Linked DNA regions of Mus musculus: region 2 is linked to region 1. The links are chromatin loops, found by intact Hi-C in ENCODE. Cell type or tissue: left cerebral cortex. All regions are shown on one strand. Links, peaks and the distances in the headings refer to the core of each region. The heading gives the core; the rest is flanking DNA.

Region 1 (12,181 bases), core at 2,864-10,863:
GAGACTGAGGTAGGAGGATTGGTATGAGTTCAAGGCCACTCTGGAGTAGGAACCAAGTCTACAGAGTGAGACCCTGTCTCATAAAACCCGGTGCTGGCAGGGAGAGAGAGCACAGCGGGCAGGGGAAGGCTCACCTCGTCCTTGGCCTGGAATAGGTATTCTTTGCCATCCTGTAAGCTGTTGGGAGAGAAGGTACAGGGAGAGCTAAGAACCTGTCTTTGGCATTGTCAGTGGTGCTGTGAGCTCGGAATTCTCCCGACTGGATTGACTTGGAGGACACAGCCCTCAAGGCCAGATTAGATTTTATACATTCTTCATAGTTTCAGAATTCTGCAGAAGTGCAATAGCAAATTCTTTCTAATAGACCACAGAAGGCCCTAGTAAGCCCATTTCCAGCTGAGGCTATGTAGGCTTTTGCTGGCACTTGGCAGGCCCCTGGAAGCTGGAGTAGCCAGCATCCTGCCCTCATAGTTCCCATGCAAGATAACTTCTCAGCCTTTGTTTTAGTTCCTCCATTCCTCATTCCAGAATCACCACTGTCTTCCACCTGCAAATACAGCCCCTAGCATGGCAGCTATGTTCATGTGCTCTCTCCAGTAACTTCCTTCTCTCTGCACCTTGCTTATTTCTGACTCCTTCCATTCCAACCCGAGAGGAGCCCAGGTACCTACCCCAGCTTGAAAACATGTTTGCGTTTCCGATAATCAAAGGCCACACTTCCCTGGGCCCTGGCCAGGCTGACAGGCACTTCTCCATGGTAGGGCACTCCTGCACTAGCTGCCCTGGCATCCTTGTAAAAGCCGAGGCTCCCACGCCGAAGTACACAGTACACATTCTGCCATGACCTGGGGGAAGATATGTCAGGGTCAGAAACCTGGTAGGCAAGCCTTTGGGGGACCTGTAACATGGGCACTATGGAACTCTTGTCTTTGGGTCACTTGTGGCCATCCCTGGAGTCACTTTCTCAAAGGACAAACTCCTATAAAGTGCCCCCCTCTCTGTCTAGGAAGTTTCCAGGAAACCCTCTTCAGAAGCAGAAACCCGAGAGGCCACAGGCTCTGCACAGCACAGCCAGGGTTGATACCTGTTGGCAGCTTTCTTGTTGAAGGCTTCCATCTCTTGTTTGCGGCACAGCATCCCTTCCATCTGTTCCTGAGCAGAGAGCTCAGGTCCTCGTGTGGGCAGGGTGGCACCATGAGCTGCTTCAGATGATCTGCTCTGGGGCATTGGAGAAGGAGCAGGGCCCCGGGGCAGGGTCTGCCTCTCTCCCCGGGGCCCACTGGACTCGTCTCCTGTGCCAGATCCCTGTGGGGAAAACATCAGTGCTAAAAGATGACATGGATGGTATCCTTCCTTGGAATTAGGATGTTCTACAGCCAAGAGCTGGTCTCCCAGCCCAAGCTTCTGTTGAACCTCATACCCAGGATCCCTACCCACTTCTTTTGTCCCTTCATCTCCAGGCACCCACACCCAGCCCTCTAGGTAGACTCACAGGTCCTTCGGGGACATTGCTCTGTTCAAGTCTCTGCTGTTCCAACAGGGGCTGCAAAGATAAGAATCTGTGAGGATCTGGGGGCTGGCTGGGTTGAAAGAGACGTCCAGGGACATGAAATTACCTGTGAGGAGTCGGTGTCCGTGCAGACCCCATTAACACTGGGTGCTTGTGTGGATGGTGGCAATTTTGACTGAGTCCTAGAATAATCATATATGACACAGAATAATTAACCGGTGGCTTGCTTGGGCTTAGCTTCAGCATCCTGGCCCGGGTATCTAGCTCTTACCCATCCCAGGCAGTGTCAGGAACTCTCTGGCCATCTACCAGACTCCCTTCTGGCTGACTAGCCATGGGCTCTGAAGTAGGAGGCTGTTTCCTCCGTTCCTCCTCCTCCCTCTTCCTTTTCCGCTCATTTTCCCGCTCTTCCAGCTGTTAAGAAATGCTGAGGTCAGCAAGCATCAGGGTGAGGTGAAAAGCTGCAGTGTCTCACCTCTAGCCCAATAAAGCAGGAAAGATGGACAAGAGACTCTAAAGAGTTAGAGCAGGAGGCAGAGGGATCTTAGTGGCCCCCAAGCTGACTGACATGGAACAGAAGAGCACTCTAAGCTCACATGCAGAGAGAGAAGCAGTGTGGTGGGAAGGGAAGAAATGGGGCAGCAGTGGGGTTGGGCACCTCTGAGGTCCCACAGTTCTCACCGCAGTGAGCTTCTCCAGCGCACTGAAACGCTCTTCCCAGGCCACGGCCGACTTCTGAAAGGCTTCGTGTCGCTTGATGAGGCTCTCTACTTCGTCCACAGTGCAACCCAGTTCTGCACTTCGCACCAATGGCTCCTGACTGCACAGCCAGGCCTCCGCCATCCCTGCATCTCTCCCAAACACAAGCACCTCCAAAACTGCCACGATTGGGGTAGGGGTCATAGAAAGATGGAAGGTTAGAGTGCAAAATGGCATCGGGCAGATCAACCTCAAATACAGGGACAAAGACCAGCGTTGTTCCAGAGCACTGACATGATTTGGTACCAAGTGTAGAGGAATCCTGGGATTCCACACCCAGGGATCCTGGGCTCATGCACTGTGGCTACCACATACAGGCAACGCCCAGGCGCTCCCTCACAAGACCCCTCCCTCCCGTGACATCCCACAGTGGCTCACCAAGCTGTAGCCAGTCCATCTTCTCCTGCCACTTGTCAGCTGTCTCCTGGCGCCGGGACTGTAGCTGAGACAGCTTCTCTGAGATCTGGGGAGTAGGGAAAGGAGGCATGACTTAGGACTTAATGGAGCTTTCCCATGGTCTCTGGGAGCCACCAAAATACAGCGATGACTTTTAACTTAACGTCGAGAGGGGAGGAAAACAGTCCTGGGAGGAGAAGTGAGGTTTTAGAAATCTATGGACAGCATCGGGAGGAGAGAGTGAAAGAATTCTTGCTAAGAGAGAATGACAAAAAGCAGAAGATGGGCAATGTCAAAGCACTTGGCAGGATAGAGTAAGAGAACCGTGACCAGCCTGAGCTACATGGCGAGCCCCTGTCTTAAGCAAACAAACAATAATTCACAAATAAACAAAATGAACAGAAATTACAGGCATGGGCCCTGTTAGGTGCATCTAGCCAGATTCTCTCCAGGTCTTGCCTACCTCCTCAGCAGCATAGTGGCTCCGGGCCAGCAGCTCCTGCCCCATGTCAATGCAGGAGGAGAACCTGTCTGCTCTGGCCTCTATCTCTGCTTTGATTCCTTGTTGGTTTTTGATGACTAAATCTGCAGAGGACACATCCCTGGGCCAAGACAAAGGTGGTATTACAGGCTGTCCCAGCCCCACCACAGCCACCAGTAGCATCATACAACTTGTGAAGGACACCAGGCACTATGGGTCTCACCGGGGCCGCTCCTGGGCATCCATCTGCAGGTTAATCCCATCCATCCACAGCATCAACTCTCGGACAGCCTTAAAGAATCGGAATTTGTCCGTGGTATCCAGTAACAGCTGTCGGCGGGCAGCAGAACTTCCCTGGAGCTGGGCCCAGGCCTCAGCCACTGCCTGCATGTGACGGCCAATTTCCTCAGCCTTGTCTCCAGCATAGGCCTTCTGTAGCCTTTGGCCATCATCTTGAACTTGCTGGACCTGAAGGTGGGAATTCAGGTCTGAGTCAGGCAGAGCTGGGGGACAGCAGAGCTGAAGTCTCTCTCTTCTCACATGGCTTTCTACTTCATGTCTGTTCCACCAGCCAAAGTTGTGGTAGGAGGAACCAAGGTTCAGGCCTAGCCCTGGGGATAGGGTTCTAAAATCAAGTTGAGCTGTTCTACCCAGGGTATAAGGGACACTGAAAATCACTAGTACGAGATGTGCAGCCTAGAGAGTAGATTCAGGTTGGAGCTGACTGGCCATATGAGGTTGAAAGTGATCTGTGTTAAACTTAGGAATCGAGAATTCTGGCCTGAATGGCATCAAAACAGGTAGGTTTTGGCAAAGCATGAAGGATCTTGCAGCCATTGGAACTATTCGAAGAAGTTGTGGGTCCTCGTTAAAAGCGTGAACTTAGCCAGGGAGACGCCTCAGTATGTATAAAGCACTCACTCAGGTCTGACCACCAGAACCTGAAGTGCAAGGATAGAATCACCGCTTAGACGTTGTCCTCTGACCTCCATACACGTTGTGACATGTGTGTGTGCACACATGCTATAAAAGAAATCCTGAATGTGATAGCTGATATCCATTGGCTGGAGATAAATTTCTGGAGTGATTTTAACCTCATCTCCAAATGCCCCTCCAGGGGTGCCATCTTCCCCCCAGCTTCTCAGAGACCTTCCCTAGCACACAAGGCCCCCCTCCAATTTCCCACCAAATAGTTTCCTCTCAGCTTTTCCTTCCCGACTAGTTCATATGGGGTCAGACCTGAGTGCTGAGGGCTTGGATGTCGTGCTCATAGGCACAGTGCCGGCGCTGCAGGGCCTCAGCAGCATTGAGGTCACGGCCAGTCCCGTCTGGAAGCTGCTGCTGCTTGTGCTGTACCCGTGCCAGGGCTTGGCGGGCTCCATGCAGGAAGCGCTGCAGCTCATACGCAGCAGCCAGCACCTGACCTCTTGTGTCCAGCAGCTCCAGCAGGTCAGCCCAGGCCTCATTGAGACTGTCCTTCCACTCGGCCACAGTGGCCCGTGCAGCATGGCCCCCAGCAATGAGCCCATTGGCCAGTGCATTGGCACTGTCTACGCGCTCCTGGCCAATGGTGCTGGTGTCCTTGGAGAACTCTCGGAATTTGTCCCGAAGCATCTGTAGACACAGAGATGAGCCCTTCTGTGTGAGGTCCCCCCCTCAAGGAGCAGTCACTTCTTTCTGAGAACCCACTGCTCAGTGAGCAGGTATGGCAGCTTTAACGTTACACTTGTGATTTGCTCGACAGTAAGGATACAACCTGAGAAACGCATCAATAAGGAATTTCACCAGGTTGCAAATGTTAACTAAAATGGCTAAGGTAACATAATACCACAGTCCTACAAGACACCTGACAAAAGGTACCTAGAATACCCCAAACCTATAGCCCTTAACACGGACACCCTAACTGGGCTAGATTTCTGCACCAGAGGACCCAAACCTCCAACCACAGCAGAGAATCTGAAACTCTCCCATTTTGTTGAGGTTCTGTTGGGAAAGAGTAACAATTTCATTTTTATCCTCACCTACAGGCATCCCTGTGCCCCTCTTTCTGCATAACTGCTCAAAAGTTGTGCAGAACTCAACTCAAAACCCACCTCCGCTGGTTCTTTGTCCCCACCCTCATCACTCTGCCTGGGCCAACACTTTGGTCTCCCTGCAGGCCTTGATCCTTTCTGTGCTAGTCTGCAGGCACTCACAGTCACGTGCTCATAGTCTTGGCCCAGTTCATGGGAGGCTGCCACAACTTCACGCTCCTGTATCCACTGTTCCAGGTCATCCAGCTCTCTGCGGAGCTGGCACAGCCGGAGGTGCTCCTGCAGGCGCTCGCGCCGCTCTCCTGCCAGCTCCTTCAGGCTGGCGTACAGCTTGTCCACCTGGGCTTGGCGTATTGTTAGTCTTGTGCTGCAGAGGTAGAGAGAATGGCTTGCTCTGTGTCACCTAACTGCTCTGTCTGCTAACTGCTTGCCAAGTCCCTGCTTCTCCCAACTTTCTATTCTGTATGGCCATAGTTCAGAAGATGTCACAACCCCTACTTTCCCAGAGCCAGCCCTCCTCTCCTCCAGGGTCAAGGCTCATGATACTCACACACTCACCTCTCTGGATGTTCATGGTCAATCATATCTTGACTGCTGGCTGCTAGTTGTTTGATGGTCTGGGCATAGTCAGCAAGGGCTTGTTCCAATACCTGATGCTTCTTCACTTCTGCCTGGGCGCTCAGCTCATCCTGGGAGAGGGGAAATTGAATATCAGGCAGCAGGGGCTTGGGGGTAGAAGAACTGGCCGCACAAACCAGCCATTGCTCTGACTCTCACCTTGGCCTTTTCCTGGCCCATCATGTGTAACTCCTGCTCACCCATCCAAGCCTCGGCCTCTGCAGCATCACGATAGAATTGCTGGGCTCGAAGAGCTTCCTCCAGCCGCTTGCCCCGAAGCTCCAGCTCATGGCTCAGGCGTTTCCACATTTCTTGGAGCTCAGCCAGCTCTGGACCTGCTGCTGCTGTTCCCAGAGTGCGCTGCCTCTCTTTGAGGTCTGCAATCCGGGGCTCATGGCCCTGGATCTCCTTCTGCAGGGTCTGTCCAGAGCAACAGAAGACACACTGAAAGGCTTGCAAAAGGAACTGCAAGCCTGTGTCCCCTTGGACCTACCTGCTCCACCTTGAGCCCTCCAGCCCTCCCTACATTCTTCTCTTTTCTGAATCCTCTCAAAGACTCTTTGTCAAGACTCCGGAGGGGGACGGTTGGGTGGGTGGGGACGGTTGGGTGGGTGGGGGACAATGTGATACCCCTTCAATCCTCATTCTTTCCTATCAACAGAGGCCACTCTCCCGAGTGTGGGGAAGAAAAATCAAGTCTAGGGCTACAAGCAACAAGATAATGCCACAGACACCCTATCATAGGGAAAAACAAAGGAGCCGGACATGGCAGCATACATGCACCATTAATCCCAGCAGATAAAAGTGGATCTCTTTGAGTTCAAAGCCAGCCAAAGATACATAGTAAGGCCTTATCTCCAATCAACAGCACTCACCCTCTACCTCCCATCACCACAAAACAAGGGAAAAAACAAAGGTCTGAGTGAGAAGATGCTCTTGGGAACTTTGTTTTCACCCTTGCCCTTGGCCTCACCTGGTTTTTCTTCATGAGAAGCTGGACACTGGGCAAGTCCTTGCCATGTTCCAGAGAGCTGGCCATGGGAAGCCGCTCAGTCACCCACAACTGGAGAGAAAAAAAAAGGTTAATAGAGCCGCAGAGAGGAGCTGTCTACAGCTACAACTGTGTGTGTAAAGGGAGCTATCTCATTCGAGGCCAGGGAGCCTTGCAGGACATCCATGAACATCCCAGTGCCCAGGAAGTGGGCCCGAGAGCCACACGGCTGGGAGCAGCTTGCCGTTCCATGCCCGTGACTCACTATCTCATCCTCCACATCCCGGTGGAACTGGTGCTGCTCCCGGGAGGCGTGCAGGCGCCGGCAGCGTTCTTTCATGGGTTGACACAAGGCCCTGAACTTCTCCTCCACAGCCCTTGAGGTCCTTTCTACCTCCCCTGCACTCTGGTCTTCCTGGGCCAGGGCCTGGGCCTGGGCCTGTATCGCCTCTACCTCCTTCTCTCTCACAGCCATCTCTCGTTCCAGCATCTGCAAACGTGAGGAGATAAGAGAGATCAGTGCACATTTCTACTTCAACTCCTAAGACATAAGCCTGTATCAAACCAGCCATGATTTCTGATTCCTGGGGCCTCCCCACGGGAAAAACAGCCTCTTACGGTCTGGGTAGTTCACACACAATTTTTTTTCTTTATAAAAATGCCAGGACTATGTGACAACTGTGCATATTATGAACTCATTGTCTCTCAGTCACAAATCCACTTTAGCCTTCTTTGAGATGCTCACCTAGACCCCCCCGCCCCCGCCCCCCATAAGCATTTTTCCCAAGCTGGTACAATTGGCAGCCTTGTCAGAAGAGGGCGCTAGAGGAAAAAGCACAAAACACTGGAGCAGGCATGCTTAGCTTTTTGCTTGGGCTTTTTTTTTTTCAGAGTACAGGGATCTAGTGCCTCTTTCCCCTCCAGGGAAAGGAATCCTGCTATTCCAGGATTCTTAGGGTCAGGGAATCAACAAATACAATCTATTTACTAAATTAAGTATATTGACGCATTCCTCGTAGTATTGGGCATTCATTCATTTATTTATAATAAAGACAAAGTTGAATTGCTGTGACAAAGATCATATAACCTACAAAATGTAAAGTATTGTTTAGCTCTGCTGAATTTTTTAAATATGTATTTTATTAATTTGTGGGTGTATATGGATTTCTCTCCTACCATGCAGGTTCTAGAGACTAAACTCAAATAGTCAGGTTTGGTGATAAACATTTTTACACACAGAGCTGTTGGTGGTCCTATTGTCTCTTTACAGAGAAAAGGTTTTCTGACACCAACTGTAAAATTCTTTTTAGACTTGATCTGGCTTAAGTTGTAATTTGTTTCCTCCAAAACTTATGCTGAAATCTGGACCTCAAAGTAAAGTGTTGACAAGCAGTAGAGGGCCTTTACAAGATGAGTGGACCATTAAAGGGATTTATATAGTTCCCACGAGACTGGATTAGTTACAAGAACAGGTTGTAAAGTGACGCTGCCTCTTGGGTTTTGTCTCTTTCACATGAGCTAATTTCCATTTTGTTCTTCTGTCATCTTACAACACATCAGAAACCGAGCAGATACTGGTACTACACCCTTGTTCCTCCAAAACTGCAAGCCAAAATAAACTTTTTAAAAAAATAAATCACCCAGTCTCTGGAATTGTATTGTAGCAACAGAAACAGATTGAGATAACACCTTTAGTAATAACACCTTTTACTAATGAGTACTTTTGTTAAGCTAACGTTTCCTTGTCCATGTTATTAGTGTGGCCTGTCTCCTGACTTCCCTAACTGATACACAGCCCTAATAGACTGTGACGGAGTCTTTAATTATGATCACTGTCAGAAATGCTATGAGACATTTACCAGGCCTCCTGAATTTCAAAAGCTAGGCACCCTCTTCCACAGGTTGTCTGACTGTTCATCTCCCCAAAGGCCCCTTGCATACCTGTTGCTTCTTCAGCAGAATGTTGACACTGGTGAGGTCTTTGCCATAGTCATCTGAGTGCAGCTGGGCCTGCAGGCTCTCCAGCCAGCTCTCCAGGGCAGAACAGCTTTGAGCAAATAGCTCTGCCCGGTTGGCATCAAAAAGACTGCGGGCCTTGGCTTGGGTAGTGGTCTCCAGTTCATCCCAGCGCCGGTGCAGGTCCTCCAGCTTCTCTGACACTACGACTTTGAGTTCTGGCTTTTCAAGAGTCAGCTCCCGCCCTTCCTAGGTGACAAGACAAAAGATGTGTAAGTGTCAAAATCAGACTCCACTGAATGTTGCAGGCTGATCACAGGCCAGGGATCTGAGCAATAGAGAGCTGAAATGTTCCAGGTAATTCTAACGTCCTGTGTGAGGCAGGCTCATTAATAGTCTCTCCCCAGAGGTTTTGAAAGCCTTCCACACTGCTCTTTACTGTTGACCACGCTCCACTCCCTTTTCAAGATCAATCTAACTCGACCCTCCCTTACTTAGGAAGCCACTGCAAGCTGGGCCTGGTGGCTCATGCCTGAAATTTCGCACTTGGGAAACTGAAACGGGAAGCTATAAGTTTAACGTCAGCCTGGTCTACACAGCAAGATCCTGTCTAAATAAAAAAACCTTTAAAGCCATTTGGAATCTTCTACTATTATGTTGCACACAGACTTTAATTATGTGCTGTCATTTTATGTTTCTTAACTCATGTCTCCTCCCTTGCACTAAAGCACATCTCACATGGTCTTCCCAGCTTCAGCCTCTCAGCTTGAAGACATGTTTCTATGGGAGTACAGGAAGCATGAGTGGTGAGTCAGAAGCACTCACTCCCAACCAGTGGCAGACAGGGGTGACGGATGGATACGCAGCCACTCTGTGCTCTGGGTGGGGTAGCACTGCGTCAGGTTCTGACGTCTCTCAGAGTGCCCCAGTAGCTCTGCGCTCCAGCAGCCTGCTGCAAACTCTGGCATGAGGGAACTCGCATCTCCTCTCCCACTCCGTGGGACTAGGGATCGAACCTGGGCCTCACACAAGCCAAGGACATGCTTTACTCTAACGAATCCTGTCTGGACTACTCTCTCTTCTGTCTCATCTTCTCGCTCCCCTCCATGGCGTTTTGGGGATCACCTCTCCTGAAGTTGGGCTGCTCCAAAATTCTGGTTCCGGAGTCTGCTTCTGAGGCCATGAACTCAAATGCTTTGTTCAGGCCTTTATTTTATTTGACTGTTGGATGAAGAGGATCAAAGGCTGGTTTGTCTGGTGCTGCTTCAAAGCCTTTAGCACGCTCCCAGCATAGTGATTCATGCTTTTTCTGATCTTGCCCAGGACACTCGTCCTACCTTTGCCTTGCCATACTCTGTCATACAGGAGCCTTCTGTGCTCCAGGCAGGCTGATGTCCTCCTTGCTCCCAGTCCTCCTCACACTTCTGGTTTTCTGCTTATCATCACTCTTTCCCTGGAACCTACTCCTTCTGCTTGCTCACATTCTCTTTTCCTTCCACGGATGGCCCCAGTGCATCCCTTCATCTCTGCTTAGTGCCCAGGCTTTGGGAACTCCACCTTTTGGCACCCACTGTATTCTACTCTGGATCTTTTCACTTATTTTTTGCAATCCTGGGCATTGAACAAAGAACCTTATAAATGCTAGGCAAAGCTACGACCCCTTTCATTTTGAGACAGAGTCTCACTAAATTGTCCAGGATGGCACTGAACTTGGGATCCTCTCACATCAACTTCCCCAGTAGCTAGTATTACGGGCTTCTGCCTCCAGACTAGCCCTTCTGCTCTGGATATGACTTAGCTGTCTGTGTAGATTTCACATCCTGGCTACAGTGCTTTTCCTTTTCGTCTGATCCAGGGGTAGCATCACCTCCCTTTCCTCTCAATGATTTGCATATGGGACCACTATGCATGTATCTCCTGAGCAGATGCAAGCACTGCAAGCTGCTTTCCTCTCCCCAGGTATTATTAAGAGAAAACATCTTCTGATATGCCACGAACCACATAGCAACACACTAGCTAACATCACCATCTCCAGGAGGATTTGCTGAGAAGTAATATTTACGTGTCCCCAGCAACTGAGACAGAGCTGTGTGGGAGACAAAGTCCTAGGAATGACAAGATTAAAAACCAAGGCTTGTCAAACCATGGCAGATGGACAAAATCTGGCCCCCCTGCATGTTTTAATAAAGTTTTATTGGAGGACAGCCATGTTCATTGGTCTCTATGACAGTAGAAACGAGGAGCTGAAACACAGGTATATGGCCTACAGAGCCAGAAGCATTTCCTATCAGCCCTTTACAAATGTTTGCAGACCCCAGGTGTAGAGGGTTATGGTGTTGCAGATCCAGAAGCAGTTATGACATTGAACCCAAGCCACAACAGGCTCTCTCGTCTACTGTGTTTTCATGAAGTTCTGTCTGACAGAACTTCATCCTCAGGCCATAACTACCCATTTGGCAATGTGAGCCTCTGGAAAGAGCATGTCCTGGAGTTAGGCCCCCTCGGCCTATACTATGTCCAGGATCTGCCCAGAAGCACCACCAAAGGCTCAAGCATTGTGTGGCTCTGCCCACACTGGTTACCTTGTCCACTTTGTCCAGCCAGTCCTTGTTGGCTGCAAGCTCGGCCATGAATGCCTGGTGTTTCTGCCACTTGGTGTGCAGGTTGCGAGCTTCGTCATAGGACACATCCTGAGCTGTCAGCATCTTCTCATCGATCCAGAGTCTCAGCTGGCACAAGCATAAAGCAAGAATGAAGGAGGAGGTCTTTTAGAGGGAAAGGGGGCTGGGGCATGATCCAGGAGATGCAGAAGACTCCAGAAGAAGCCACGAAAGGCTTTGTGTGTGTAAGGGATGAATGGCAAGGAAATGCCATGGGGGTACCAGGGAACTGAGCCTCACCTCCTGACAGTCTTGCAAGAAGTGCTGCTGCTCTCGGTTGTCCCGAAGGCGTCCTAAAAGCTGCTGCACCGCCTCCTGATTCTTTCTGTGCCTGTAATGGCAGCCCAGGATAAAGCCATACCCTTAACTTCCCTAGAAGGTCCAGTCTTCCTCCTATGAGGAGACTGTCTCTCAGGAGCCCCGAAAGACACCCCAGGAATCTGATTTCCAGGCCTGCCATCTGTGGATCCTGACCCAGCCTCTACAACTACTCTGATCTTTCTGTTTTGTCTTCTGTGTTCAACTCTCTGCCCTCTATCAGTTCACCCATACACAGGTAAACTATCAGCCACCTTCCTCTAAGCTTCCTCAGATCCGCCATTCTCACCACACCTCTTCTCGATGGAGTCCGCCTTCTCTTGGATCTTCTCAGCATGGATATTGCCCTTGGACACCAGCTGACGTCCAGCCTCCAGGAGTCCGCGGATGCGCTCTCCATTGGCGTCCATAGTGCTCATGAAGTCTTCCAGCTTTTTAATGGCTGCATCTGCCGCCTGC
Region 2 (12,181 bases), core at 1,649-9,648, 99 kb after region 1:
GTGAGTGCTGGGATTAAATTAAAGGCATGTGTAGTCTGGCACCACTGTCAGGGGCCACTTTTTATTCTCTGGCTGTATTGATTTCCATTGTTTCTACAGTTCACTGAGTCTCAACTTTGGTCCATTAGTGTTTTAAATGAATAATACAGGAAACACCCCCTCATTTCTCTCAATCATTTCTTCTTTTGCTTTTTGAGACAGTGTGTTAAATTGTGTAGCCTAGGCTGTCCTCAACTCGCTGTAATCTCCCTTGCTCCCCTTTGTTTCTTAAAGGACAGAACTAGGGTCCACAGGGAGACACTGCTCCCCATGCACCTCGGTACGGGGCTGCCCTGTGGGACTTTAAAAGGTGCAGCTAGAACTTAAAAGTACAGATTTGGAGTTGATCTGGCAGGGTCTACCACTCAGTTCTACCAAGTCACAGGCTCAGGTTGGACATGGTATTTAAGCTGACTGCCCCTTTTCTTATTTGTAAAAGGTAAGAATAGGTCTTACTCAAGAAAGTTATGAAGTCTAAATCTTCAGATAGGACATACAAGGAATTTAACATGGCACCTGGCATGTAGCACAACTTACCTGGAATATCAGTACTTAAGTTTAAATCTGACCTGGGCCTCTTACTAGCCAGACTCGCCTTAGAAAGGTGTGCAAGAGGCCAGGTGTGGTGGTGCATGCCTTTGATCCAGGACTCAGGAGGCAGAGATAGGTAAATTCTGTGAGTTCAAAGCCAGTCTGGTCTACACAACAAGCTTCAGGCCACCCAGGGCTACCTAGTGAGATCCTTTCTCAAGGAAACGAAAACATTACACAAGAAATAAATGAATTTGTTGTGTAATACTTCCACAGTAAATGCACACGGATGCTATTTCCTGTGCATTGCACGTGCCTGGCTATGTTGATATTCTGCATGGAACTCTATTTGTTGCCATCGTGTGGGTGGAGAAACAAATTCAGAAGTGGGGCTGAGTGTTCTATTTAGACCTGGTGGTTCCTTCTTGGTCAAGATGTCGGTTCTTGGGTCACTTGGTGTGTACGGGACTTACCTTAGTCTTTGTCTTTTCCTCTAGAGTCTGTGCTTCCAGATGTGAATTATAAAGCAGAGTCGCCTGAGGGGAATCAGTCTCAGAATATGAACGCACAGGGACCAGCTCTGCTACTTTTCCTATTTGTGGATTTCCAAAGTGACGTCCCAGTACAACAAGCGAAAATCTGGGGTATGTGTAGAAAAATGCAGCAGCCAGATTGGGTGTGGCAAGCACTAGGTGCAGAAAGAGAGGGTGTGGACATCTGTTCCAATCCATGTAATCTGTAAAGAACCAGCATTGCCTTTCTAGATGGATCAAGGAAAGAGGCCTGTCTCGGTGCTGGTGCAGTCAGGGAGTCATCAGAAAGGTTTTCCTCCTCACAGGTAATGGGATGGTTCCAGTTTGTGGGCCACGGAACACGCGTATCTGAATCGCCTGGGTTATTTGAAGACCCACAGCTCCCTGTGTGAAGAATGATTCATTACGTTTGCACTGTTATAAAATCTAGAGTGCTTGAGGTGTGCGTTTTCACACGCTTTTCAGGTGAACAGAGGTGGTGAGACTTGGACGTCTTTGAGTGACTTTTGGTCACTCACTTTACTCCAATGAATCCCAGGAAGTGGATCTTAAGAGCTGATCAATACATTCCTAAATGGAAGAAAGTCACAAGAACTGGGGCCTAGACATGCTTCAGGACATTTGTAAGCCTCCTTTGGAGTGTTCCACTCTCTGTGGGCCGTGGAGAACCCTGCCCTTGTGTTCTTCCTGCTGTGCTATTGGTTCCTACTGCATCATGGGTGAAACAAGACTACTTATAACCCAGCTCAGAAGCTCTGCCAATGACTAGTGCTGGTTACTCGTGGTTGTCAGAATGAGACTGACCCTTCCTGCCACCTGCCTTCCTGCTCTTGCTCCTTCCCTGGTGCTTACACGCCCTGGGAGAGCAGCACAGCTTTCCTGCGCTCAGGCCTTTAACCCCGAGAAGCTGCTGTTCTTTGGTGCCTCCTTCCATTGACTGAGGCCAAAAGAGTGGAAAGAAAAGGGAGCCAGGTTATGAGGCTCAAGCGAGGAGGATTTGGTGAGGATTCTGGGGCATGTGCACACAAAGACAAACTACTGCGCAGAGCAGGAGAGAGGACTCAGGGAATAATTAAAACTGCTGGGTTTCCTTTTAGCTCTGATTCTAGCTTCCTCAGTGGTGTTTGAAAATCAAGTCACATACAGCAGCCAAGCCTCCCTTTTCAGTCTTTAACATGAGCTGTTAAATTAGGTGATATCAAAGGCCCTTCGGAGGCCAAATGCTGTCTTGAGACTGAAGATCTGTTACTTTCTAGAATTGTAAAATGCTTGCCAGAGGATAACCCTATGATAATTTGAGTTTGACACTGAGTCTATTGAACATACTCAAAGAACTCAGATGTCTTTAAAGCAGCGTTACCTGTCATTTTTGTTATACTAAGATCATTTAGACACTTCCATTTAGCATATCTCGGAAGGCCTGCAGCTCTTCAGTAGACTCACTTTTAGATTTAAACAATCACTGCTAAAAAACAATAATAAATAAATAAAAATCCAGGTATGGTGGCTTATACACTGTTTTTATTGTTGTTGTTTGGTTTGGGGGGTTGTTTGTTTTATGAGACAGGGTTTCTCTGTATAGCCCTGGCTGTCCTGGAACTCACTTTGTAGACCAGGCTGGCCTGGAACTCCAGATCTTCCTGCCTCTGCCTCCAAAGTGCTTTCTATTAAAGTATATCACCCAGCATGGCCCATGCTTTTAATCCCAACATTTGGGAGACAAAGGCAGGTAGATCACTTTGAGTTTGAAGCCATCTTGGCTAGTTCTAAGCTAGCCTGAGTTACATAGTGAAACCTTGTTTCGGGGCTGGAGAGGTGGCTCAGTGGTTAAGAGCACTGATTTCTCTTCCAGAGGTCCTGAGTTCAAATCCCAGCAACCATATGGTGGCTCACAACCATCTGTAATGAGATCTGATGCCCTCTTCTGGTGTGTCTGAAGATAGCTACAGTGTACTTAGATATAATAAATAAATAAATATTAAAAAAAACCTTGTTTCAAAACAAAAATCACTGCCAGGCTGAAGAGATAGCTCTGTGGTTAAGAGCAAGGTGAGTCCTGCAGAGGAGCAGAGAGTCAGGCCCAGCACCTAAGTAAAATGGCTCACAGCAGCTGCTGTCTCAAGTTCCAGGATCTGATGCCATCTTCGGGCCTCTGCAGCACCTCGAGGTGTGTATGTATACATACATGCATACATGCAGATAAACATAAATAACTTTTTTATCTTTAAAAATAGTAATTAAAATTCCTCTCCTGCTGCATAGTAAGTAAAGCAGCCTACTGGAAGCCCTCCAGGGCTAGGGCAGCCTCTGCAGGCTGCACCGCGAGGGCAGCGAGTCTGCTTTGTCTTTCCCCCGCCTTCCTTACTGCCCTGGACACCTTCTCCAGAGCTCCTTGCTTTAGAAGCAGATTGTGCAGCCTTAGTCTGAGTTCCTGTGTCTTTAAAATCAGTCGCTGGCCCCCGCCCACCTTGTCACGGAGCTTCCATGATTAACTCCTTATTCTGCTACAGCGTCAGAAGCATCTGGTGGTGGGAACAGTTTTAGGAATAATTTTTTTTTTAATTAAATGTATGCTTTCAAAAACTTCTCATTTCTTGGGTTCCTCTTGAGGCCAGCATATATAAAATAGAATCTACGTGTTCCGTCACTATGACAACAGCAGTACTTTCCCCCACTTTGAACACTGCATGTGTGTATCAAAATACTTCCTTTTGCATGATCTCAGTTTATCTAGACAACATATCTGAGAGAGCAGATAAGAAATGCTGTTTTCTGCATGAAGTGCAGTGAATGAAGTTACCTCATTGTCACTGACTGGTGACAAACCTTTAACCTGCGCTCTCTTACTGCTAGTTGCACATTCCTTTATAAAATCGAAGATAACCTTCTCTCCCCGGAGAGCTTTGTGGTGCCCTGTGATAGTAATTGATCCTTCTAACTTTTATTTTAAAATATGTGTGTGTGTGTGTGTGTGTGTGTGTGTGTGTGTGTGTGTGTGTGTGTGTATGTGAGTATGTGAATGAATGTTTTGCCTGTGTGTCTGTATATGTACCACATGAGTGCTTAGCATTCCCAAGTCAGAGTCACTGGAACTGGAGTTATAGATGCTATGAGTCTCCATGTGTGTGCTGAGAATCAAACCTGGTCCTCTGCAAGATCAAGAGCCCCTAACTACTGAGCCACTTCTCCAGCCCCGCGTCGGCCTCTGAGTAATGCTAAGCAGGGGTGGCTATGGTCGCCTCGTCTGAGATCATCCCCAGTTTGCTTATTTTTAGTTTGTTTTGAGGCAGGAACTCACATGCCTCCAGGCAGCCTCAAATGCACTGCTTAGCCGAGGATGCCTTAGACCACTTATCCTCCTGCCTCCATCCCCTAAGTACTGGATCACAGACATGTGCTATGCCCAGTTTATGTGATGCTGGCGATCAAACCCAAGGCTGCTTACACATGCTAGGCAAGTGCTCAGCTGAGTGGCATCCCCGACCTTAGCTCCACTTTAAATAATGTTTGTACGTTTTAGCCTTTTCTTTACTACAGCACGTAAAAAATGACACACTGCGGACAACAGGGGCTCCCTTATCAGTGATGTCCTAGAGGGAATAGAAGAGGGTTAGACTCTCCTAAGAGGAATAGAAGAGGGTTAGACTCTCCTAAGAGGAATAGAAGAGGGTTAGACTCCCCTAAGAGGAATAGAAGAGGGTTAGACTCTCCTAAGAGGAATAGAAGAGGGTTAGACTCTCCTAAGAGGAATAGAGGAGGGCTAGACTCCCCTAAGAGGCTTCCTTCTCCTTTGGAAGAGGATGCCACTTTGGCAGACACCACTATTATTGTTCATTGCGTGAATTAGCATTTGTTTCTTCAAAAGCAATGTAACTCACTTAAATTTTCCTCAGCTTGCTTTTGCAAATGGGAATTGAGAGGGGCTGTCTCTAAAAAGTAATTATTTGTGGAGAGGTAATAGAAGTGGCTGCCTCCAGGAGGCATTACCGCAGCTCCAGTCCTGTCACTTCGTGTGAGCAGTAGTCATCCTCACTCAGGGGTCTAACATTCTTATCCTCTCAGGACTCCACACTCTGCTCACAGCCCATCTCAGCGCCATCCTCTCGGAGAGCCGCAGCACGGTACAGCAGTCCATCCAGTCAGCTGTGGATCAGGTCTGGCAGCTGTACCACCATGATGCCAAGGTAACAAGAGATTGACAGCCTGGGTGTGGATAGTCCAGGGGCCTTGGACCCTCCTTTCCCTTGGTACCTCTTCCTGTTCTGCCTCTGCTGAGGTCCTAGCAAGCACTGCACCTGGGCAGGGAGCTAAGCTTTCATTTAGGCTACAAGCAGACAGTTTGTGCTTGAATAGCAACGGCAATAACACTAAAAACATGGCAACTGTGCCTCTTTCTGATGCTTTGCTTCATTGGTTTTGTTTGTTGGTTGGTTTTTCAAGACAGGGGTTCTCTGTGTAGCCCTGGCTGTCCCAGAACTCACTCTAGACCAGGCTAGCCTGGAACTCAAAGATCCGCCTGCCTTTGCCTCCCAAGTGCTGAGATTAAAGGCATTTGCCACCATCTCCTCTATGTTTTCCTTCTCTGTGCATCTTGATCCCATGCATTCTGGAGCTGATGTTTCAGTAAACATTACCCTTTGCCCTCATTTTCCCAATTCTTTAATAATGTCACACTTGCTGTGCCCAGACTGAGTTCTTCCAATCTGTGCACTTTTGGTAATACATTTCTTAACTCCCTTGTAGAGGGCTATAGTGTGAGACCCTGCCACAGAGTAAGGGGCCACAGGGATGACTCAGCTGGCAAAGCGCTTGCCACACTAGCCTGACCAACTGAATTTGATCCCAGGGACCCTCCTAAAGGTGTAGTGAGGGGACCAACTTGTTATTCTTTGACCTCCAAACATACGTACACTGTGACATGTGCAAACCTGCACATATCATAGACTCAAACAATAGGTTTAACACAAAAAAGTAAACATTTGCTTTATTTTTTTATTATTTATTTATTTATTTACTTATTTTGGTTTTTCAAGACAGGGTTTCTCTGTGTAGCCCTGGCTGTCCTGGAACTCAATTTGTACACCAGGCTGGCCTCAAACTCTCAGAAATCTACCTGCCTCTGCCTCCCAAGTGCTGGGATTAAAGGCGTGCGCTACCACGCCCGGCTTTTTATTTTGTTTTTTAAGATTTATTTTTAGAGCTGAGAAAATGGTTCCACAGTTAAGAGCATTGGCTGCTCTTCCAGAAGAGCCGTTTTGATTCCTACCACCCACAAGGCAGGCAGCTCACAACTGTCTGTAAGTCTAGTTCTAGGGCATCTAACGCCCTCTGCTGGCTTCTGCTGGCCACAAATGTGGTACACAAATAATTCCTGTAAGATGACCCAGATCCATAAAATGAAAACGAATCAAAGCCCTGTGTAGTGCCACACACCTTTAATCCCGGCCCTCAGGAGATGCAAGCGAGTGAACCTCTGAAGTCGAGACCAGCCTGGGCTCCACAGTGAGAGCCTGTCTCACTACATAGAAACAGGCAAGCAACAAACGTCAATTTACTGTGCTAAAGGCCAGCCCCGACCTCCAGGTAACTGAAGGAAGCATTGAGATGATTGGGTAGTGCTAACAGCAGTTGGGGGAGGGGTGTCAGGGTCAGCACTGCTGATGGACAGAACTTAGTGTCTGGGGCCGACAAGACTGCCAGGCAAGAAACTCTGAACTCTTGGAACTTTGTTTTGTTTGTTTTGTTTTGTTTGTTTTTTTTTTTTGAGACAGGGTTTCTCTGTGTAGCCTTGGCTGTCCTGGAACTCACTCTGTAGGCCAGGTTAGCCTTGAACTCAGAGATCTGCCTGTCTCTGCCTCCCGAGTGTTGGGAATAAAGGCGTGTGCCACCACGCCCGGCTGAACTCTTGTAACTCTTAAGAGGCCAGCGAGAAAGAAAAGGATAGAGAGAAAATCATGCACGCACACGCACACGCACAGTGGCTGGGCCTGACCACTTGTTTCATCAGTTTCACAAGTGCACATGCATATTTATATACATACACATGTATGTAGACACAAACATATGTACATATATATGTTGTACATACAGACAGGCATATATACATATATAGAGACACACATATATACACATATATACATTTGGTGGGTGGAGCAGGGCCCCAACAGTCACACTTTGTTTTTTCTCTCAGCCTTTTTATACCTTCTTAGGCAAAAGTTCTTTATGAAATTACCTCACAGATAAATGTTACACAAAAGGGAGTTAAAGAAGGTTGTCAATATTAAGTTCAAAGCAGTGTCTCATTCTATAAGCTCATGATAAGTTCAAAGGAACAGTTTCATGTGGCCTTGTTTTATCATAGTGCACACCTGTGGCTTCATTTTTGGATCTCATCTAGAATGAATGTTTTTCCTTGATCACACATCTGTCCCAACCCTGTTTCCCTTCTTAGTGTAATTTATGAAAGTTCATTGCCCTCCTTATTATGCAGTCTTTACTCACTATTGTCTGAGGAGGGCACTTCTATTCTTGATTCTAACTTTATTATACCTTTCTATCAAAATAACTAAAATCCCCTTAAAGTTTCTTCTTAAAATTATTTGAATCGAATTAGAAATTCTATAAGGTCATCAGTACATCTAAATAGCATTATTATATGAAAGGTCATCTTCATGTTAATCTGCAGGAAGCTTGCCCAACAGAGTGGGCCATCACCCAGGAAGTAATCACACCAGGCTACAGGCAGTGAGGGTCTCCTGGTGTCCACTCACACCAAGCCACATAAATGAGGACTATGGCAAAGACAAGCTGAGAAAGCACATCAGCCCCAAGAAGCAATCCTGGGACCAAGTCTCTGGGGCTACGCCTCACTAGAGTGCACCCCTTGCAGCCATGCCGACTGGTGGGCCATCTCCAGGAAACTCGCTTGCCATCATCTTTCCTAGCTGGCTTGTGCCATTAAAGTATTTTTAATTAGGTGCTTGTGTGCGCGGGTACTCATAGAGGCCACTGGAGCTAGGTGGCTGTGGGTTGTCTGACATGGATGCTTGGAACTGACCCTCTGTAAGAGCGGCACTTGCTCATAACTGTGAGCCATATCCAGTGCCAACTATGTCTTACTGTCTTGTTTGGGAAACAGACTAGCATAGTCTCAGCTAGCTTCAAACTCTTCGTGGACAATGATCTTGACCTTCTTTGTGATCCTCCTGCCTCTACTTCCACAGTTCTGGGATTACAGGTATATGCGCCATCCCTGGTTTATTCTGTGCTGGGGCTTGAGCTCAGGGCCTCATGAACGCTAGGCAAGCACTCTATCAACTGAGCTACATTTCCCAGTCCCTACCCAGTGCTGTCTTTTCTTAGTATGTCTATGTTGTTATGCTATCTCTATGAAAGAACAGAACGTTTTGAGTTGTAAAACAATAGAAATCAAGGTCATGCCATCATCTTATTAAGTATCAGTGGTGACACTGTCTAGTCACTGCCTTGAGTAGAATCTTCACCCCTTTGGCATTCTCGGAGCCTGCACTCTGTGGCTAACACGGTTTCCCCTTACTCCAGACTCAACAGAGACTGCAGGCCTCCCTCTCTGTGGCTGTGAACTCCATCATGAGTGTGTTGACTGGAAGCACCCGCAGCAGCTTCAGGAAGACATGCCTCCAGGCTCTTGAGGTTAGAAGATGGGGCACTCTGCAGCAGGCTTTACAACATAACATACAGTGCTGAACACTTCCAGTGTGATCCTACTGAGTACCAGGTGCCTTCAGAAGTATTTGTTGGGGCTAGAGAGGTGGCTCAGCAGTTAAGAGCTGCTCTCCCAGATGTTCAATGCCCAGCTCCCACATGGCAGCTAATTACCATCTGTAACTCCAGGTCCAGGGCATCGGACACCTTCTTCTGGCCTCCGTAGGCACCAAGCATACATGTGGTACCCAGAAATGCATGCAAGCCAAACACCCATACACAAAAATGTCTAATCTGGGTGCAGTGGCGCATGCTCTTAGACCCAGCACTCGGGAGGCAAAGGCAGGCACATTTCTGAGTTTGAGGCCAGCCTGGTTTACAGATTGAGTCCCAGGATAGTCAAAGCTACACAGAGAAACCCTGTCTCAGAAAAAAATAATTTGTTGAAGAATAACTGTATATATATCATTTTTATAAATGAGAAAAGTTACTTAAGAGTTACACTTTCTTTAGGTTACGCACACAACTATCTGAGAGAACTAGAATTAGATCCTTGGTTCCCAGTTCCTTGAAGAATGCTTCTCCATCCCACAGTGACACAATACACTAGAAATAAGTGAGCAGACACAGCAACTTGTTTATGTGACAAAATGGAGTGAGTGACATAAATTGGAATCGGAGTTGGGGTCAGTCAGTTCTGGACTTGTTTACTTGCTATATGGAATTAGGCCCATGTTTAACTTCTCTGAAATTTGTTTAAAAGTTGAGGGCAAATATGAGCTCCTCATAGATTAGGGGCTAAATATATACTACAGTCTGAATATTTGTATCATTCCCAACATCATATGTTGAAATCCTAGCCCTCAACATGATGTTCTTGGCTACCATACCCAGCTCAACGGCTCAAGATACTTGAAAGTTTTTGGAGCTGTCATGGTATCTCAGGTAGAGGCACTTGCTGCCAAACCTGATTGTACCTGACTGGAGTTTGCTACCTGGATCCCATAACACACACACACACACACACACACACACACACACACACACACACACAGAGAGAGAGAGAGAGACAGAGACAGAGAGACAGAGACAGAGAGACAGAGAGACAGAGAGACAGACACAGAGAGACAGAGACACACAGAGAGAGACAGAGAGAGTAAACCAGTTTTGGTTTTGGTTGTTTTTAAATAGGGTCTCTCTATGAGGTCCTGACCTGTCCTGGAACTCACTATGGAGACCAGGCTGGCCTTGAACTTACAGATATTTTTTGCCTCTGTATCACAAGTGCTGGGATTAAAGATGTGTGCCCTACAGGAAACTTTTTTTTTGTTTTGTTTTGTTTTTGTTTTTGAGACAGGGTTTCTCTGTATAGCCCTGGCTGTCCTGGAGCTCACTTTGTAGACCAGGCTGGCCTCGAACTCAGAAATCCGCCTGCCTCTGAATGCTGGGATTAAAGGCGTGTGCCACCACGCCCAGCTGGAAACTTTTAAAAGAGCTTTAAGTTGTGCTCTTCATTTGGCTGTTTGGTTCTCTGACAGCTGAGACAAATGGGATTGTATCAGGGCCCCACACCTGAGCAGGCTCTAAGACCTTAAGCACAACTGACTCCATGATGGAAGTACCATTCAGGCTGTAAAACTCAGCACATAGACAGCAGCACCTACCAAAACTAAAACGAAGCCCTAGTCCATCCAAGTCCCTAGTTCTGGGACAGTCTCTTAATGTATCAGCCTTGGTTTTTACATCTGTAGTCCTGCTTCTGGCTAACTGTTCTTGTTACCTGAAGGATGAAACTCAGGACATCATTTTTGTATTCACCCAGAGAAAGGCATGGTGCTACACTGGGGTCCTGAACACCCACTGCAGTTGCCATCTGGCTAATAATGACTTTTAATTGGCTTGAACCCATATCTGAGCAGTCTTCTCTGGAGAATACCTCACAAAGGATTAGTTCCTAATTAAGTGGCCTCCTGAGCTGCTAAGATGGTAGTGGGCAGAGTTGCTGCCAAGCCTGACAACCTTACTGTGATCATCGGTAGCTACATGAGGGATAGAGAAAACAGACTCCCACAGACTGTGCTCTGTCCTCTACATGTATGTCTTGGCACCCCACCCAGTAAATTAGAACAAAATGTGTCTCCAGAGAAAGCCTTGACCCTTCTGCAGTATGACGATGCAGAAAAAGATCGGGAAAGTCCCTGAAGAGGACCCTTACCAGAACTCAACTGTGCAGGCATGTCATGGTTTCTAATATTGTTGTGTGAAAATATTCTGACAGAGCAATTTAAGGGAGAAGGGCTTATTTCCACTCAATTCATCATGGAAGTCAGGACAGCAAGGGTTTGAAGCAACTGATCATATCACATTTGTAGTCATAGTAATACAGTATGCTGGCTAGTGTTTGGTCAGCTTGACGGAAGTTAGAGTCACCTAAGAGAAGGAGCCTCAGCTGAGAAAATGATCAGCTTGGTGGGCTAGCCTGGGGGGCTCTTTCTTTCTTTCCTTCTTTCTTCCTTTCTTTTTTTTAAGATTTATTTATTTATTATATGTAAGTACACTGTAGCTATCTTCAGATACTCCAGAAGAAGGCGTCAGATCTTGTTACAGATGGTTGTGAGCCACCATGTGATTGCTGGGATTTGAACTCCAGACCTTCGGAAGAGCAGTCGGGTGCTCTTACCCACTGAGCCATCTCACCTTCCCTTGTCTTGTCTTGTCTTTCGAGACAGGGTTTCTCTGTGTAGCCCTGGCTGTCCTGGAACTCACTCTGTAGACCAGGCTGGCCTCGAACTCAGAAATCCGCCTGCCTCTGCCTCCCAAGTGCTGGGATTAAAGGCGTGTGCCACCATGCCTGGCACATTTTCTTGATTAATGGTTGATGTAGTGGGATGGCGCTATCCCTAGGCAGGTGGTCCTGGGGTATATAAGAAAGCCGACTGAACAAGCCATGGGAAGTAAGGAAGCAGCATCCTTCTGTGGCTTCTGCTTCAGTTTCTGCCTTCACATCCCTGCCTTGAGTTCCTACCCTGGCTTCCCTCAGTGATGGAGTGTTACCTGAGAGTTGAGAGATGGAATAAACTCTTTCCTCCCCAGATTGCTTTTGATCATGGTGTTTTACCACAGCAATAGAAACTCTAAGACACAGAGCAATGGATGTATACATGCATGCCAGATCTCTACTCCATCCTATGTTTTATACAGTTCATGATCTCCTGCCTAGAAAACAGTTCCACCCATAGTTAAGAAGGGTCTTCACACAAAGCTGTCACAAGTACATTTGTAGCATTTGTAAACCCCTTAGTGCATGAACATGGATTGTGGTGGCCAAAGAGGCCACGCCTGAAAGCAGGTTATGGGTGATGGGTTCTCAGTGCAGGTTAGTCTTCCTTCTTCCT

What was found. Peaks named below come from ENCODE experiments on the same cell type or tissue, not always from the same donor. Only the 100,000 strongest peaks of a DNase experiment are listed, where the experiment ranks them.
Region 2: a loop joins it to region 1, with 4 times the contacts of the local background. A loop is called at or near these places in 30 of 42 quality-filtered maps.

The regions. Positions count from the first base shown.
Region 1 is chr19:4,739,145-4,751,325 of GRCm38, reverse strand. Sptbn2 (spectrin beta, non-erythrocytic 2) reads right to left here. Exons shown (of 37, transcript NM_021287.2): 17 at 12,017-12,181; 18 at 11,645-11,735; 19 at 11,327-11,473; 20 at 8,730-8,993; 21 at 7,054-7,278; 22 at 6,771-6,860; 23 at 5,957-6,217; 24 at 5,738-5,868; 25 at 5,342-5,546; 26 at 4,386-4,760; 27 at 3,370-3,614; 28 at 3,129-3,267; 29 at 2,648-2,732; 30 at 2,192-2,388; 6 more. Gm21992 (predicted gene 21992) reads left to right here. Exons shown (of 3, transcript NR_157185.1): 3 at 6,459-8,413. Among named protein-coding and RNA genes, the nearest start is that of Rbm4b, 11 kb to the left of the region's middle. In left cerebral cortex, for the core only: CTCF peaks have their summits at 7,402 and 7,606 (motif pointing right); DNase peaks (open chromatin) are centred at 6,112, 7,111, 7,611, 9,615 and 2 more places; H3K27ac peaks cover 971 bases.
Region 2 is chr19:4,638,706-4,650,886 of GRCm38, reverse strand. Gm960 (predicted gene 960) reads left to right here. Exons shown (of 15, transcript NM_001033447.3): 10 at 1,068-1,214; 11 at 5,166-5,287; 12 at 8,664-8,774. Among named protein-coding and RNA genes, the nearest start is that of Rce1, 19 kb to the right of the region's middle. In left cerebral cortex, for the core only: a CTCF peak has its summit at 6,449 (motif pointing left); DNase peaks (open chromatin) are centred at 3,616, 4,397 and 6,418; H3K4me3 peaks cover 219 bases; H3K27ac peaks cover 2,860 bases.